2 separate regions of the Mus musculus genome follow, and region 2 is linked to region 1. The links are chromatin loops, found by intact Hi-C in ENCODE. Cell type or tissue: left cerebral cortex. All regions are shown on one strand.

Evidence for each region. A loop is a pair of places that touch in the nucleus more often than their neighbours do. Peaks named below come from ENCODE experiments on the same cell type or tissue, not always from the same donor. Only the 100,000 strongest peaks of a DNase experiment are listed, where the experiment ranks them.
Region 2: a loop joins it to region 1, with 5 times the contacts of the local background. A loop is called at or near these places in 2 of 42 quality-filtered maps.

What each region holds. Positions count from the first base shown.
Region 1 is chr11:100,167,204-100,171,203 of GRCm38, forward strand. The region is part of intron 1 of Gm39022 (a long non-coding RNA gene); the gene reads left to right. Among named protein-coding and RNA genes, the nearest start is that of Gm39022, 2.3 kb to the left of the region's middle. In left cerebral cortex, CTCF peaks have their summits at 2,057 (motif pointing left) and 2,332 (motif pointing right); DNase peaks (open chromatin) are centred at 2,002 and 2,373.
Region 2 is chr11:99,580,149-99,584,148 of GRCm38, forward strand. It overlaps Krtap1-5 (keratin associated protein 1-5), which reads right to left and starts at 868. Exons shown (of 1, transcript NM_027157.3): 1 at 1-868. The coding sequence starts at 817. The coding sequence ends at 449. It overlaps Krtap1-4 (keratin associated protein 1-4), which reads right to left and starts at 3,529. Exons shown (of 1, transcript NM_001039502.2): 1 at 2,401-3,529. The coding sequence starts at 3,480. The coding sequence ends at 2,914. Gm32730 (a long non-coding RNA gene) reads left to right here and starts at 1,625. Exons shown (of 5, transcript XR_880207.2): 1 at 1,625-1,793. In left cerebral cortex, no CTCF peak of the experiment used is centred here; a DNase peak (open chromatin) is centred at 1,614.

The DNA.
Region 1 (4,000 bases):
AACGCCAAAAGGCAAGGTTAGTACATCTAGAGACTTTCCCAGAACTATAGACATTAATGAATTAGGTCTTTGTCTTCATTTTGGCTGGTGATGTTGTCTCTGTGCTAAGTTTTATGGCCTGAGTGGTACTTTCATCATGGAGTTAATTATGCTAAGGTCTGGGGGCCTGGTACTAGATGTCTTTTTGTGTCCTGGACCCTACCCTACCAGACTCCTATGTTAAGAATGGGTCTTGTCACTTCTCACCTCTCTGGAAACAAGCTTCCAGACACACCAGAAGCCTTGCTTCCTGGTTCTAAATCCAGTCAAGTTGACAGTTAAGATTAACCTCCATGCCACAGCCTCCAGAGGAAGGCATTTCATACCTACGCTCTCATTTTAGTCATACAATTCATTTCAGACTGTGAGGCAACAAGTTTGAAATAGGTATGATAGCATACCTGCAATCCCAGCACTCGGAAGGCTGATCTGAGGCGGGGGGCGGGGGAGAATCCTGAATTTGATGGCAATTCAGGATACTAGAGAAATCCACCTCAAAATCAAGGCGATGGTGAATTTGTCTTGGTTTGTGGTAACCTGTTACCGGCAGCCTCTTCTCCCACACAATCCCCTGCCCAGGCCCCAAACTCACTCCTCTAAACCCCTATCCGAGCTCCCCTTGGGTGCTGCTCTCTGCTGACTCTACCACTCTCTACATCTCTGGACAGGGTGTGCTTTGCCCACAGCCCTCTCAGCTACCCCTAAGCATCCATCTAGCCCCAATGGGACCAAGTGTCTGAAAATCTCCATGAAACCTGATATACAGGCAGCCTGTATCTTAGATGGGGGAAGTGAGGGGAGGCAACTTTAAGTATCCTCTTCCATATCCAGCCTGTACCAAACAAAAGAAGGAAGCCTTGAGAAGCAAGGTTCAGAGTAAAGCAGCCAGCCCTCATCTCAGGTCCCCCGCACCACATGTTGAGATTTCCGGGCCGCATTTCTCCTTCGTCCAGCCCCCGCCCTATGGGTTAAACAGGGTAGGGCAAGGCCTTGGCCAGTGGGTGTGGCTGGCAGGGCGCCATGTCCTTTCCCAGGGTTGCCTCCCTACCTGGCTTGTCTGCACCCGGTACTGCCAGGCAGCAGGGCCTCTTCACTCCTTCCGCATCCCACCAAGCTGAGCAGGGGGTTGGGGTGAGTGACTCATTCCACACCCCTCCTAATTGCCCTTTCCCTCACCCTGCCAGGCCTCAGCCCCTCTTAACTCCATCTCCACACAACACTAATTCCTGCCCATCCGAGTGCTTTAGGAAGGCCCGGCTCCACTCTCAGCACTCCGGTCCAGGACACCACTGCCACGGGCAACCTCTCCACCTGCCTCAGGGAGTTAACAGTGGGGTCTGTCTGTCTCAGCCCAATCTCCAGCCATGAGCTCACATGTAAAAAACTAGCTACCCTGACTCCTACTCCCTGTTTCTTTACAGTCACTATGTAAATTACATACATATGTTATATACATATGTGCATTACAGCAACCTTCCAGGAGAAATGGTTACCACCCATTTCACAGATAAGGAAACAGAGGCTCATGTGTTTGTTCGTGTCCCTTCCTTCCACCACCTTCACGTACTCTCTAAGCAAACTCAGGAGAACCATAAGAGGAAAGACAGCATTTAGAGTCCAAAGCCCTGCAGCATAGGTTGCATCATCTACGGGTGGCCTGGTCTTGGGATATGTGTGTGGTAGTCATGTCCAGCAGCCTCAGACACTGCTGGCTTCTCCACGGGCTTACCTCATAGGCCCACCCTGCAAGCCCCTAGGCCAAACTGCACTTCCTTCTAGACCTCCAAAACTAGGTAAGGGAAGCAGGACTGGATCTTTGTTCTTGTGCAGTCCAAGATGCATTTGAAGAGAGAATGAGGGCCTTGCACAAGGGCAGCCAGCTGATAAAACACACGCCCTTTGTCCTCAGGCTGCAAAGCGTCCTTTTCTTCCCAGCCAGAGTAGGACCAGCTCAGCTCAACAGCACCCCCTGGAGGCCAAAGGACGCTTGACACTCTGAAGCCGGGCAGGTTTCGTCCACCCCCAACTCCTTTTCTGTCCGGCTGACCTAGCCTTATTCAAACCAGAAAAATCTTGGACACTGCAGAACCTATACTCCAGACTGCTCCCTGGCCTTCCTACAGTAGCAAAGAGGATTAAATGGATAGTATTACAAGAGTTAGAACCCAGGAGGACCAAAAGTCCAAAGTTTCACCTGTGCAACCCTGGGCTTATGTCTCCTTTTTTCTGGCCAACGGGACTATGGAGGAGGTACTGTCTTCCGAGAAAGAGCACTTACCTTCCAGCTGTAAAACTAATTTGACATTTCACCAGTGTGTAATATGTCCACAAGGGGGCGCTGCAGCCATAGTTGTGAGGCAGTTATTGAAGGCACTATTCATACCAGCTTCTGGCCTGCCCCAGGTTGCCTCCAGATCAGCGAACCTCCTGCTTAGGAGTAAATGTCCTGCTCCAGTCACAGTATATTGAAAAACTTCCCAGAATACCTCAGTCATCTCATGTCTCACTTCTACTGGGAGTAGAGTTCAGGGAGACCCATAGGTAACAAAACTGTAGCCATCTTGGATAGACTAGGAACAAGTTGCTGAAATTCTCTTTGGAGCACCTCATGGGATCGGGGAGGAGGCCATTCTGGAACAGGGGTTAATTCTGGTTTAGGGTCCCCATGGGCAGCAAGGACTCAGGACTCAGACCTGAATCTGACCTTAGCACCCACAGGAGGAAGGCAGGGAGCCCCTCAAGGCCATAACTCCAATGTGGCTCTTAATAACCGTTCACCTTCTTATCTCTGAGCCACGTCCACTTCCACCAGCTCTTTCACCTACCCTCCCTGTCTTACTTGCCATCCTTGACCCTCTCCCCTAGCCTTGCCCCAAGTCTAGATCAGTGACCACGCTCCACACTCTGCAGCCTGCATATCGTTCCCGTCACAGCCTATGGCTCACTGGAAGTGGTTTCTGTGTCACCTGCAGGTGGCACGGGATGCCCCTGGGAACAGGAACTGTGTGTCCTCTAAGGATTTGTTGAATGCATGAGTCACCTAGAAGGGCACAATGTGGATTACAGCGTAGACCCCTGGGAGCTGTCGCCATCCTCTTCTTCCTTTCCCCTTAGCTCTATCAGCTTGATTCCATCCCATGCATTTGATGGGTTCTGTTCTTTGTTCCCATCGTCCTCCTGAATTTGCCAAACTTTTCCTCTGGGAATTCCAGAGTAGCTTAAGTGCAGCCTAGGACAGAAAAGGATGAAGTCATGAGAGCCCAGGGGCTGGTGAGGAAGATTTTGTTTCATTTGCATTTAGATATAAGAGAGAGGACGACTTTCCTCTAGACTTGGGGGAGGGGAGTGGCAGGATTGGGTGACACTGAGGTGTTGTTGAGAGAGATAAGTGTCTCAGGGAAGGAGACAGTTTGGGGGAATTTAGGGCTTTTCAATGTTGGTTTTAAGATTGGTGAGTTTCAGCCAGCACACTCCTTTAATCCCAGCACTTAGGAGGCAGAGGCAGGAGGATTTCTGAGTTCAAAGACAGCCTGGTTTGTAGAGTGAGTTCCAGGTCAGCCAGGGCTACATAGAGAACCCCTGTCTCAACAGAAATTAGTCCAATCAGGTCCTGCCTATCTGAACTACTGTCACTTGAAAGTTCAAGATCAAGGTTAGGACTTCACAGCTCTGGAAGGAGCCCCCTTAAACTCAGAGGTGCTTGGCCAGCTGAGGCACTGTAAAGGACACCCACAGTGGAGTTAAACTACTCTCAACCTCTGACCTAGGCCCTGCCCTATGCTGAGGGTCTAGTAGTTAGAACGAATTTCTAATAGGCAGACAGACAGGGAGAGGAGCCATGACTAGGAAGTAAAAGTAGTGTACTTCCAAGATGGCTGGCATCTTTCTTGCCTGTCTATAAACGAGGCCACAGTAAAGAAACAGCTGAAATGGTTTCTCTGTGATATGGAGGAAGGTTTTA
Region 2 (4,000 bases), 590 kb before region 1:
AGGAACTTCCATTTTTCTCTGATGACATCTGAAGAATGTCTCTCAGCTGTGGGCTGGTGTCTTTGATGTTAGAAAAGCTTTAAGTAAACAGAAGATAAAAGTTGGTCACCAAGCAGGAAGAATAGGATTACAGATTGTTCTAAAGAAAATATTCTTCAAGATTTTGACAATTTTCAATTCTGCAAGAGTTTCAGATGCAATACATCCAGAACAATTTGGTGGTCAGCCTGTGGGTTCTCAGCATTTCTGGATCCACTGTAGAGGGTCAAGGTATTGGTTATAGAACAGACTCGGACAGGGCTGTGATGCGCCTGTACTCTGAGGCCTCATAAAAGACAACGAAGCAAAGGTTGGAGAACTTGTTACTGCTCCAGAGTTGGTTAAGGAGATGCACAATTCAAGAATACCATGATCTGGGCAATCAAAAAATTAGCTCTTAATAGGTGGATTAGCAGCAGTAGCAGCAACAGGCTGGGCGGCAGCAGGACTGTCCACAGTAGGATGGACGGCAGCAGGAGGCCTGGGCGTGGTGCAGCTGGCAGCAGGTTGGGGGTATACAGCTCACCACACAGCAGGGGGGCAGGCAGGTGCCCTCCACGCGGCAGTCAGGGCGGCACCATCTAACACGGCAGCTCACACCTCCAAAGCCACCCTCCTGGCCACAGCCAATTCCACCCCCAATGCCATAGCCTGTCCCACAGCAGCTTGGCTGGAAGCAGCTGGTCTCACAACAGCTGGGCTGGCAGCAGCTGGAGCCACAGGTGCCACCAGTGGAGCAAGTGGGAAAGCCACAGAAGCTAGTAGCACAGCAGGCCATGTTGTCAGGAGTTGGTTGGATGTTGAGTAGGTTGGATGAGTTTCTGAGTTTGGGAGCAAACCTGAGCATGGGGCCTTTTATATAGTCAAGCAAGTTGCTGTTTATAAAATTCTTAACATATTTTTCTTGTTTTTTGTTTAAATTTGTTCCTCAGTGGTCCTCTGATTGGCTTCCATTGAAATACTTGTGACATATTATGGGGATGGTTTTGTTTTATAAGGTCGCTGTGACTCGTTCTATTGGCCGCATACTCTTTGGAGTAGCGTTTGTGGTTTCCATGTTCAAAGAGTCTTCTTACTGTAGGTTAAGACAACACCCTTACTCTGAATAGTTGTCATTCCACTTGGCCGTCTAGCCAAACCTCTGAAGCAGAAGGCCATATGACTGCCTTTCAAGCATTATTTTTCTCTCTTGCATAGATAGACTAAATTCTATTGAATTTAAAGCATTGGTGTATTTGCCAAATTGAGCATACATGTAACATCTACCCCATCGACACTGTCACCATAATCAAATGGTCTTCGTAGCTCTTTCCATTTCAATAGATTGGAAATGTGTAAGCGTTATTTGTATTTCAGGCCAGAGAGTTCTTTCACTGTGAACTAAATGACTTGTTTTTATTTTTTTTTTTTCTTTTTCTCTTCAGAAAGTATCCAGACTGATTTTCGCATATTCTTATTAAATGTTTACTGAATCTGATTCAGGGGTGATTAACTAAGGGGGGCGGAGTATAGGGTATGATTCATGAACGCCTGAACCACTCAAGAGTGAGTAAGAGCACTTTCAAGTTGTAGCGCTGCCCACAAAGACTTCTTTGCCGTGAAGACAGTAGGGAATAGTGAGCTATTTTTGTCTGAATTTAGTGGTTGGAAAAAGCTTGAGAAAAATATCTAGGAGTACAGTCATTCAATTCTCTCTTTTCTGGAATGTACCATTCTATTTGTAATCCATCGTTGCTGCCAATTTAATGAGAGAGGTAAGTGGTGGGGACTTGTAAATATCCTGAAAAAAAAAGTCTTAAGTCTTTATGTATTTTGTGTATTTAGTCAACTGCTTATATAAGAACTAAAATTACATGATAGACTCTACCTCCTTTTGTTCTAGGTTTGTGTTAACTTCTTAAGAAAGGCATTTTTTTTCAATTGGATTGCAAATTATAAATTGTGATATTGCTGTTTGAGATTTCTAAGGCATTTGTATGATGTGGTGGTGGAATTCAGCAGTTATACCTCAAAGCTGCTTGCTCTACTCTTATCTAGTACAGATGTATCCCTCATACACCCAGTAAGTGCAGGTGAATACTGGGAGTTGAAGTTTATACAGCTGGAGATCAGCAGAATGGAGTTAGGCCAAGTTGTAGGAACTGAACCCAAGTTCTATTGGAAATGGTATTGGCAGATATTTAGCAAAAGAGTTAGTAGATAATAATCTAGTTTCTTTATGTTGTGCATGGATAAAGAAAAATCATCTACTGTATTAAATGGGACAAGGTTTGAGTTGGTATAAAAAGTCCATGAAGGGTAACTCTATTGGTCTGGGTCCATTTTAATAAACATTCACACATTTAAATAGCCATGAATATTATTTAATGCACAGAACATTTTATTAGCAGACGATTCAAACATAAGTTAATTTTCATACAACCATTTTGCTTTAGATTATGTGCCTATGCCTGAAGATTACTATCATCTATAGATGGGCAGCTTAAAATTAGAAGATGCACAGAAATCTATTCACTTGTGCACAAAACACTTTATTTGAGAGCATCGGGGTCTCTTCAAGTGGAAAGCTTGATGGAAGACGTGTGGGGACCGAGGACTAGGGAATAAAGTCCACACCTCACTGGAATGATGTACTGCTGCATCCTTTGTGCATCATCTAAGCAAAGAAGGGTCCCTGGAACATGCTGATTGAGACGCGTGTTCAGTGGACTAATTCCAGCACGCCTTTGGGGATCCTGATGAAGAGTTCCACCTCCAGGAACAGGTTAACAACATGAAGATACTTAGCATCCACCACACAGAACACATCCTCAGCAGTCCACACAATTCTTCAGGGCTTTCTGTTGCATTTCTAACTATTCAGGAACCTGGTTCTTAACAGCTGGGCTCAGAGCAGCTGGGCTTAGAGCAGCTGGGCTCACAACAGTGGCAGCAGCAGGCTGGGCGGCAGCAGGACTGTCCACAGTAGGATGGGCGGCAGCAGGAGGCCTGGGCATGGTGCAGCTGGCAGCAGGTTGGGGGTGTGCAGCTCACCACACAGCAGGGGGGCAGGCAGGTGCCCTCCACACGGCAGTCAGGGCGGCACCATCTAACACGGCAGCTCAGGCCTCCACTGCCACCCTCCTGGCCACTGCCAGTTCCACAGCAGCTGGTCTGACAGCAGCTGGGCTGGCAGCAGCTGGACTGGGTGCAGGTGGGCTGACAACAGCTGGACTGGGTGCAGGTGGGCTGACAACAGCTGGACTGGGTGCAGGTGGGCTGACAGCAGCTGGACTGGGTGCAGGTGGGCTGGCAGCAGCTGGACTGGGTGCAGGTGGATTGGGAGCAGCTGGGTTGGCAGCAGCTGGATTGGGAGCAGCTGGGCTGACAGCAGTTAGAACCACATGTGCCGCCAGTGGAGCAAGTGGGAAAGCCACAGAAACTAGTAGCGCAGCAGGCCATGGTGTCTGGAGTCAATTTGGTTGTTCTGTGAGGAGAAGTTTCTGAGTTTGGTTTGTGTCTTCCTCACCTGGTCTTTTATATATTCCCTATAGCTGCGTATTCATCTAACATTTAGCATCTTCCCTTGACGCAAGTTGCAAAGTCAGTCTTTGATTGGTCAGTATCTGAGTAATTAGAAACGTATAAACAGTGCTTCCATCATCTGCTATAGTCAGTGATCAATTAAGTGGCCCTGTGCTTCCTCTTTCCCCTCTGGTCTAAGGGAAGGTATATTACCTAACACAGCAGCCCTCTATAAAAGTCAAATGACAAACACTACCATGGCTTGCTTTGCCTCAGCTGACCTTTGATAACCTTAGGCACAAGTTTATCCAAACTGAAAATTTATTTCCTAAGCAGCCACTCATGATTTCATAAACAGTTTACTCAGACTCGGTAAGACTAATATTGATGTCATAAAAACATGAACTATTAAACTGATCAGCATCCAAACAAAGTCTGCCTTCCTGGGATCAGTCTG